2 separate regions of the Mus musculus genome follow, and region 1 is linked to region 2. The links are chromatin loops, found by intact Hi-C in ENCODE. Cell type or tissue: left cerebral cortex. All regions are shown on one strand. Region 1 overlaps Ctsl (cathepsin L). Region 2 holds the start of Mfsd14b (major facilitator superfamily domain containing 14B).

Evidence for each region. A loop is a pair of places that touch in the nucleus more often than their neighbours do. Peaks named below come from ENCODE experiments on the same cell type or tissue, not always from the same donor. Only the 100,000 strongest peaks of a DNase experiment are listed, where the experiment ranks them.
Region 1: it touches region 2 in a loop (4-fold over the local background); 1 of 42 quality-filtered maps calls a loop at or near these places.

The regions. Positions count from the first base shown.
Region 1 is chr13:64,362,526-64,367,525 of GRCm38, forward strand. Ctsl (cathepsin L) reads right to left here. Exons shown (of 8, transcript NM_009984.4): 5 at 4,343-4,567; 6 at 3,954-4,116; 7 at 2,680-2,797; 8 at 1-1,675. The coding sequence ends at 1,573. Among named protein-coding and RNA genes, the nearest start is that of Ctsl, 5.5 kb to the right of the region's middle. In left cerebral cortex, a CTCF peak has its summit at 1,898 (motif pointing left); a DNase peak (open chromatin) is centred at 1,918.
Region 2 is chr13:65,111,113-65,116,112 of GRCm38, forward strand. Mfsd14b (major facilitator superfamily domain containing 14B) reads right to left here and starts at 1,870. Exons shown (of 12, transcript NM_133680.3): 1 at 1,392-1,870. The coding sequence starts at 1,505. In left cerebral cortex, a CTCF peak has its summit at 2,361; DNase peaks (open chromatin) are centred at 1,081 and 1,882; H3K4me3 peaks cover 1,725 bases; H3K27ac peaks cover 1,197 bases.

The DNA of each region.
Region 1 (5,000 bases), 750 kb before region 2:
CCCAACATGGCAGAGAGATCGAGTCTTTTCTGGTAGTCAGTTTCCATCAAGGTCCATCTATGAACTCCCTTGTAAAAATTCAGTTTTGAAAAGAACCCTGCTAAGTCATTGACATTTTCAAGGCTGGCTACGCCCATGCCTGGATCATTCTACCTCAGGGGCATGCCCATCTCCAGTATTGTCATCACCTGGGAAGTTAATCACAACTGCTTAATGTATTTATTCATTTATTTTTTTGTCATTCCTGGGTAGCATGGGGTTTCTCAGGCCAATTGGGAATAATGTCAGCCTACAGCCCACCTGTGTATGGCCCTTTCTAGAACTACATAGCAGGATTGTGGTCTTCACTGGCAATGTGGACAGGCACTACTGAAACTAGCACTTCAACCTTCTTCCAGTCAGCCTAATATGTAAAACCTGCAAGTTTCTAGAACAGTGGTTCTCAGCGCTGTGACTCCTTTGACAAACCTCTATTTCCAAAAAAAAAAAAAAAAAAATCTACATTATGATTTATAACTGTAGCAATATTAGTTATAAAGTAGTAACAAAAATAATTTTATGGTTTGAGTCACACAGGAGGAACTATATTGAAAGGTCACAGAATTAGAAAAGTTGAGACTCCTGTGCTGAGCGATTTACTCATGTTCTTCTGGACTGTCAAGTTTTGCCAGATATGAGACTTGAGACTGGGTATAACATTACATGTTTATCTTAGCCCTTAGAAGGCTGAGGAAGGGAGATCATGGGCTTAAGGCCAGCCTGGTCTACATAACAGGACAGTTTCCAACAATAATATACTGTGTATTTTAAAAACAGCTAGAAAAGTTCAACAAAGTAATTAAATATTTGAGGTAAGCTTATTAGCCCTATCAGATCATTTTGTAGTATACACATCATATCAAAAACACATTATAGTATAAACATACGTAATTATGTCACTTAAAAACTAGTGGGGCTGGCAAGATAGCTCAGTAGTAAAAGGCACCTGTGGCCCAGCCTGACAACCTTATTTTGATGGCTAGGACCTGATAGGACCAACACTGTGGAACTGAGTTGTTCTCTGAACTCCACACATTTACCATGTACACACACAAAAAGAAAACAATTATCCCAAGCTAGATTCACTAACACATACCTAATCTGATGGGACACTGAGGTGAAATCCGAAGGCTCCAGAGCACCTGCCACCTTTTTCTTGCTGTACCATGTCACCCTGAATCAGTATTTAGTCCCGAACATTTGTCAACACATTACACACTGAAGTCCCACATACACACACACTGAGCTAAAATTTATTTTTAAGAGGTAAAGAAAGTTTTATACAACCTTTATATAAAACAAATATTCCAGACTCAGAATTAAGCACTAAGTTTTCAATATTATAAAGCTGTTTATAACAGGAGTTTTAAGTAGTGGTAACATTTAACCCATGTAAAAATGGCAACAGAATTCAAATCATGACTTGGATCCTCAATGATTCAAGTACCATGGTTTGACTCAATAAGGGTTTGGTCAGTTTTAAGCTGAATTCCTTTGGACATAGTGTCCATAAGTCCTCATTACCGCTACCCATCAATTCACGACAGGATAGCTGGCCGCGGTGGCAAGTCCACAGTGGTTGTCCCGGTCTTTGGCTATTTTGATGTAGCCTTCCATACCCCATTCACTTCCCCAGCTGAAAGAGATCCAAGGAGATATGAGAGAATTAATAGTTTATACTTAAAAAATAGGAGTGCACTTACCTCTGAGGGTTCTAAGATCTAAACATAGAATATATAGAGGCACTCATTCCTGTGGGTCTTCAACTCATTCAACTGCATGGAAGCAGGAGGCAGACACTGCTACCCTCCTCTATCACGCTCTTACTTTTTTTGATATAGGGGTGGCTCACTGAACCTGGAGCTCACAGCCCCCTAGTGCCCAGAACTGGGGTTACAGTTGTGTTATGCAGCCCATATGTGAGTGGTAGGAATCCAAGCATATATAGGTCCTCATGACTGAGTGGCAAGTACCTTATCCACCGAGTCATTGCCCAAGCCCCTCACTTATTTTGAGACAGGGTTGTGTGTAACCAAGGTTAATGCCACCAATTTTCTAAAAGCATGACACTAAGGCCAGTGTTGGGATAACCATGCCAGGTTGTATGCCGTGCTGGGAATTGAACCCAGAGTTTTGTGCATTGTAGGCAAGCACTTTGCCAACTATGCTATAGACTTAGCTCCCTCTTTTAAGAGGAAAATGAGGCAAACTAGGGAGCTTAATAGAAGAGTATGTTTCCACTTCCCATTACATCTCAATGAAAGATAGTTGTGAAAATTAATCCTGACAGGCTTTAAAAGGTTCTGAGATATGACAACAAAATGCAGATAATGCAGGGAGGCACACAAGCTGTACTTTCTGCTGGTTATTCCTTGTTGAAAACTAGAGAAAAAAAAAGAGCATGCTGAAATCATACAGCCTTACTGAAATTTTGGAGCCAAGTTTGGAAATTCACCATTACATATACATGTAGGTCTCCCCAACAAGCTTACTTTAGAATCTTAAATGCAGGGCTTTCACGCTGACTGAGAACAGCTTCCAGGATTTTAAAACTTAAACATCTGTGGACTTGCATCTACATATTGATTCCCCCCAATGAATACTCTTTTCAATTAAAGTATAACATTTAGAGTCTCTTACCTGTTCTTGACAAGCCAATATTTATTCTTATTTGAATCTGTTCCTTCATAGCCATAGCCCACCAACAGAACCCCATGGTCGAGGTTCTTGCTGCTACAGTTGGGTTCATAGTAGATGCCTGGCAGAGAAAAATGAACACTAAATAAGAGGTTGCTGTCACCACAGGACAGAAGCCCATTCTATCCCCCACAACAGGACTGTATCTCAAAATTCTGTAGCTTCACAGATCCCAAGCTGTGAAGATAATAGTCAAAAACCAGTAGTGACTATGCTGGGTGTGGTGGTACATGACTCATTCTCAGAACTCAGGAGGAGACAGCTCTCTTTGAGTTCAAGGCCAGCCTGCCATACACAGAGTTCCAGGCTAGGCAAGGTGACAGTGAAATCCTATCACAATATTTAAGATGGAGTTTTCTGTAGTCCAAGCTCCTCTCCCAACCTGCTATGTAGCCAAGGATGGGGTAAACTCCTGACCCTCCTGTCTCTGCCTCCTAAGTGTTGGGATTACAGGAATGAATACCATGCCTGGTTTATGTAGTGCCAAGACTGAACCAGGGTTTAAAGAATGCTGGGGAAAAACTACCTGAGCTACATCCCCACTCCCCTCAATTAAAAAAATATTCTATTGTTTTAAAGCCTATAATGGTAGGATCCATTTTCTAGCCAGATTAATAACCATAATCCTTGCTACTCTTAAATCTAAAGAAAAAGTTTATAGACAGAAAAGCTCTCTCCCTCTTTCCCTCCCTCCCCCTTCAGCCTTACAGCTGAACCACAGGTTCTTTAAGGCCCTAATTATAGCAATAAAAAAAAAATCTCTTGGAAAAAAATCCATATGTTGGAGAAGATTTATGTAAACTATGTTCTATCTATAGAGTAAGTCACAATAGTAAAAGAAATATTTCAGATGGTGAGATGGCTCAACAGGGAAAGGAACTTGTTAACAAGGCTCAGGGTCTGATTCTGGAAGCCACACACACCGGGAAGAAATGACTCCTGCAAGTTGTCCTCTAATCATCTCCCCCCACCCCCAATGCATTAAAACACTGAAAAGCAGAGGGTGCTGGAGAGAGCGGTCTCAGCAGTTAAGTGCATTCCCTGCTCTTACAGGGAACCTGAGTTTGGTTCCAGAACCCATATTAGACAGATGGCATACAACTACCTCAGTCCAGCACCAGGGGGTCTGATGCTTCAGGACTCCCAAGGGCATCTGCACGCACCCCTCCCCCAACATAAATCGCCAAAGTCAGGGAGGTGCTAATTCTGACCATTACCTGAACTATAGAACTGGAGAGACGGATGGCTTGCGTCCATAGCAACAGAAATAGGCCCCACAGTCGCCACAGCCTTCATGAGGGCTTTCTCTTGCTGAGGGATATCCACGAACCCTGTGTCATTAGCCACAGCGAACTCGGCTCTGTATTTACAAGATCCGTCCTTTGAAAGTTAAGGGGGAGACTTGATCACAACTGTTTACCTCTTAGAACATGAGCTCTAGAAACAAAACAGTGACTTGCAGCTCACGCCGTGTGAGGCCAATACTCAGAAACCATCCCTTGAACTAGAATGCTGTGAGTTACCCACTAAAGTATGAACTCTGAAAACCACATCTGGTAATGCTTCCTTTTCTGAAAACAAAGCCAGGATAAAACAAACCAATTACCTTCGCTTCATAGGGGTAAGACTCCTCCGAGTCCAGACCTCCATTTTCCTTAATGTACTGGAAAGCAAAATCCATCAGGCCTCCGTTACAGCCCTGATTGCCTTGAGCGTGAGAACAGTCCACAAGGTTCTGTTCACTCAGTGAGATCAGTTTGCCGGTCTTAAGGAACATCTGTCCTTCTAGGCAACCCGATGCGCTAAACGCCCAACAAGACCCGCACTGGCCCTGAAGAGAGAAAAAGGCTTGTAAGAGAAACAGCACAACAGCCTTTATACATGCACACTTTTTGTTTGTTTGAAACAAGGTCTCTATGTAGCCCTGGATGGCCTAGAAATCGCCCTGTAGACAGTATAGCCTTGAACTCAGAGATCCTCCTGCCTCTGCCTCCCAAGTGATGGGATTAAAAGTGTGTGCCACATCTCTCCCCACCCCCAGATATATTCATACTTAAAAAAAAAAAACAAGCCGGGCGTGGTGGCGCACACCTTTAATCCCAGCACTTTGGGAGGCAGAGGCAGGCGGATTTCTGAGTTCGAGGCTAGCCTGGTCTACAAAGTGAGCTCCAGGACAGCCAGGGCTATACAGAGAAACCCTGTCTCGAAAAAAACAAAACAAAACAAAACAAAAAAACAGTAAGACAGGAATCTGGGTAGGGCAA
Region 2 (5,000 bases):
AAATAGAGAAAAAATACCCTACACTGACTTCTAGCTGGCACATTCCTTGGGCTTGGCTTGGCTTGTCCACTAATTAGTACTGTCCATCCACTAGTGGAAGCCAAGAAGGTGAACTGGTAATTTAGTTTCATTTAGAAAGTAAAGTGTAACCTATTTAATGAGAAAAACCAATTTTACAGAAATTACCCCACAAGGTAAGCTTTCTACATTAGAAAAACCTTAGCTTTGGGAAAAAAAATTATCCCCCTATGCTTCTTCAATACATGACCATTTAACAGATCAGGCACTGAGTGGTAAAACTCTGGTAGAATCAGGACTAAAAGCCAGCTCTACTCTAGGTCTAAAACATCAAGGAAATGAGCCACAAGAATGCAGACAGAACAAGACTTTAAGGTCTGTACTTGGCAGACTTTTGAGAGTTGCAGCAATTTTGTACCTAGTAAGCCCTTACTAAAATATACTATGTGATATAGTATGTGGTTCTGTTTTACCTCAAAATTTTTGCATGTTTGAATTTTGACTTGAGATTTCATTCTGCATACTACTAATTCTCTACCCTCCCAATTGTACCAAAGATGAATTCACACAGTCAAGTATGCACTTGGAACCACTTAGTATTCTTTAACAGAAATTAAATATGCAAGCTTAAAAACAGGAAAAACACATGACCACACATATCATATTTAAATAAATTCCTATTTCTCATTGAACAAACTTTCCCATAGTTGCAAGAGTTTGTACTCAATTCACTGCAAAACTTTAAGTTTTAAGTCCTAAGTAGATCCTTCCCCAAAAATCCTTTTTATACTTATGACTGAAGAAATGACATTAGTCCCTGTGCTTAGTTTCCAACCATTAAAAGAAGAAGAAGAAAAAGTGGCACTGGTAAGGTCTGTACTGTGAATCCAGGTCAAGGAAAATAAGCCTTCCCTAGCTGTCAAACTCATCTCAACTTTACATGTCACTAAAGGAGATCAGGCTGAACTTTCACCTTCAGGTACAGAGATCTTCAGCTTCCTCTTACTACACTAAGGCCACTTCTGAAACCCAGAGGAGGAGGAAGTATCAGGCGCCTCCCACTTTGACCTCCAGCATCCCTGTAGGCAATTCCGGAGACTGCGAAAAATGAAGGCTTTAAGACAGACTGACACACACACACTGTCTAAGTTGCTGTGGACAAAATCTGTGCCCAGAAGATTTCTGTCAATTTGCACAGAATTATATCCAAATTATATTACTGTCCCGCGTCTGGTGGCTTTTGAATCAATAACCAAATCTCCTAGAGGTTCGTCTGGGGAGGAGTTGATAGGAAAGCCAGCTTTTCAAAGAACCTGGCTCTCCTAGAACAGCCACAATCCCAGAGTCCCTGTCCGAACCCAGTCAAAACTTACCCAGCTGCCGCTCGCGGCCTGAGCGCTCCCGCGCTTCTCAGGCATGGTTGACGCCTTGGGTGAGGCCACCGCCTTCCACCTCGGCTCCTCCGGCGACTCCCCGTCCGTGCTCATGCCGCCGTCATGCCAGAGCAGGTTCGGAGCGCTCCAAGACACTGGCGACGCCGCCACTGCGGCGGCGGGGCCCGAGCCTTCATGGGCTCCGCGATCCGCAGCGGCCTGCCGCTCGGGCGGCGGCGCCAGTGGCGACACCGGCTGCTGAGAGGACGCCGAGGCTGGATCCGTGCAGGAAGCGAACAGGGCCCTCAACTATTCAGTGGTGGTCGTGAACACAGGACCCCGACACTGGCAGTGAGTAGTTTTCAGTAGCGCCCGAACAGTCGGGAGACGGCGTCCCGCCCGGAGAACTCAGCAAAGGCAGCTCCCGCCTAGAACGCCCACCCCTCTCCAGAAGCTCGGGCAAGCTCCGCCCAGACTGCGTAGCGCATCAAAACTGCGTCATCTTCTAGGGACTCCAGGCCTATAGATTTTAACGGAGACTGGAAGGACCCAAAGCGTTCCTGATTGGATTAGACTGCCCGCGAGTCCTAGGGACTGTTTACTCCTACCCCGGGCTAGAATTCCAACTGCACGTCATCCCACCTTCCCCCTTTTCGTGGGTTTTAGGGATCTGACTTGGGTCCTTAGGTAGCATAGGAACTGAGTTCTTTCCAGCCCCTACCCCAAGTAAATGATTTTTTACTAGATATTTTCTTTATTTACATTTCAAATGTTATCCCCTTTCCTAGGATGATAGTTATAAAAAGAACAAACTGACACACAGCCCCTGGAACTGTAATCCTGCAATGGGGAAGTGGTCTACAATTGACAGGATTTCAGAAGCCTCCAACCATGCACTGATTAACAGAAAATTACACAGAATATATTGCTCAGTGGTAGAGCACTTCCCTGGTATTCCAATAGGCTCTAGCTATGCTCACTCCCCAGAGGCAAGCACGCACGCTCGCACTTACTAAACCTAGAACTTTCTTATCCACAATCTCAGGCAGATTGTCCTCAACCCTTCTTCATATATGACCCAGGCTGGCCTTAAATACATGTTGATGATCTTGCCTCAGTTTTCCATATGCTGGGTGTCGGTTTAAGCCACCACACTGGACATTGTTCTTAATTGTTAAATATAACTGGAGACAGAATGTTTAAACAAGTCAAGCACATTTACAGATTTCTGTCATTTTTGTAAATTATATTGTTAATCTCACAGACGTGAATCGAAAGATCACCAACCCAAATTATGGCCAGTTTAAAGCAAGATTTATTGTGTACAAACCAGAGACAAATCAGCAGCTGTCTCCCCCTAAAACGGGGTTCACAATACCAGCCCCAAGCCAACTTCTCAAGCCCTTTATATAGGGCAAAACCATGGGGTGGGGGATTTTGCATGGAATCGTAGATACAGAAGTGAAACCAGGTGGTCAAGGTTAAAGTGGGTCATGGAACAATGGGTATTGGTATAGAACATTCTCAAAAACAGGTAGCTGGGGCGGGAGGTATTACAGTACATTCTATGGTTACTGGGCTAGGGTGCAGCCCATCTCTGAGAAATATATAAACTTCAAGTTTTATAGTAAACAGAAACTTAACTTGGCTATAGACTCGAATTGAGATGGGCTGGCTTCTCAATATCCTTTAATGAGCCTAAGTTTTCCTTCTGTTTCAACCATGTTTTGTTGATTCTGAGCCTGCCCTCTATACTACCTACACAAAAACATCTAATACCATTTGGTTAAAATGCCAGCCTGGACCTCGTGTCTTTCAGATATTCTTTGAATAAATTCCAGTTTGTGAAAACTCAAATTGAACTGCAATGATTTAAATGTAACCTGGAGGACTGGAGGGATGACGCAAAACTAAAAGCACTTGCTGTCCTTGCAGAGGACAGAAGTTCTGTTCCCAGCACCAGCACCAGTGTGGCATCACACAACTGTAACTCAAGATTTGGGGGTCTGACACACTCTCTGGCCTTAGCATATACATGGTACACACACACATACACACATGCAGGGAAAACATGTACACATGCAAGTATATATAACCATGTTTGATGCCTTGATGTGTAGTGTTGGGACATGAAACTCATCAAGTGCACCACCTTTAAGCCATTTTTATTTTTATTTATATACATAAGTCTGAGTGTTATATGGATGTGTGATGCACATGGGTAATCATGGATGCCTTTAAAAAGTGGCCTATTCCCTGGAGGTAGGGCTACTGGAAGTTGTGATCCACCCTGCATAGGAACTGAGAACTGAACTCCTATCTTGGGAATCAAACTCAAATCTTCTGAAAGAGCAGTATGGGCTCATAGTCATTAAGCAATCTGTACAGATTTGTTTCGTTTTGTTTGTTTATCTTTGGAGCTGGAGTTAACTAAGTAGCCCTAGCTATCCTGGAAATACCTATGTAGATTAGGCTGGCCTTGAATTCACAGAAGTCTACCTACCACTTCCTCCTGAGTGGGTGAATAAAGGTCTATACTACCAGGCCTCACCACTTCTTTAAAAAAAATAATAATAAATAAATAATAATAAATGAAATTAAATTTATTGCTGGGTATGTTGTTTTATGTATCTATGTGAGTACAGCTCATGTGTGGAGGTTAGAGAAGAACTTTTAGGGGTTTCTTTACTTCTTTCACCACATGAGTCCCTAGCATTGAACTCAGGCATTCAGGCTTGGAATAAATTTCCTTTTTCTCTAAACCATCTCGCTAGCCCTTTATGAAATAATTTTTTTAGAGATTGTTTATTGTATGGCATTTAAATCATGGAAATTGATTATGTTCTAATTCAAGTGAATACCATGTATTCCACATAATTTGGCATCTTATAGAATTAGAAAAATAATGATTCTCACTAACCAGTATTACCATGTTTGGTCCAGGAGTACTCTGTATTGACTCATGACTTAGATTCATATTAATAAAAAGATACACAAGAGGAAACATCTCTTTCAGCGTGGAAAATAACTTTGGGTTAAAAAACAAAATGAAAATTATTTCTTCTCATTAGATTTCCGCAGATATAGATAGAGAGAGAGAGATGATATAGGTATAGATATAGGTATAGATATAGACACTACTCTTATTCTCAGAACATGAATTAATATCTTAAAATTTCAACATAAAAAGTATGGAGAGAGGGCTGGCGAGATGGCTCAGTGTTTAAGAACACTAACTGTGCTTCCAGAGGTCTTCAATTCCTAGCAACCACATGGTGGCTACAACCATTTGTAATGGGATCTGATACCTTTCCTCTGGTGTGTTTGAAGTCAGCTAAAGTGTATTCATATAAATAAAATAAATCTTTTTTAAAAAGAAGTTTGGGGAGACTTCCATAGTGAGTGAACTAGCATTTGATAAGAAAAGATAGGTTGAGTATGATGGTACTTGGCTTTAATTTCTAGTACTCTGTAGGCAAAGGCAAGGCAAGGCCATCCTGGTCAACTTAGAAAGTGCCAAGCCTACCAGGGTTACATACTGAGACCCTGTCTGGAAAAAAAAAAAAGGAAAGATAGATGTTCAAGTTGCCCGGGTAGACAAAGAGTTAG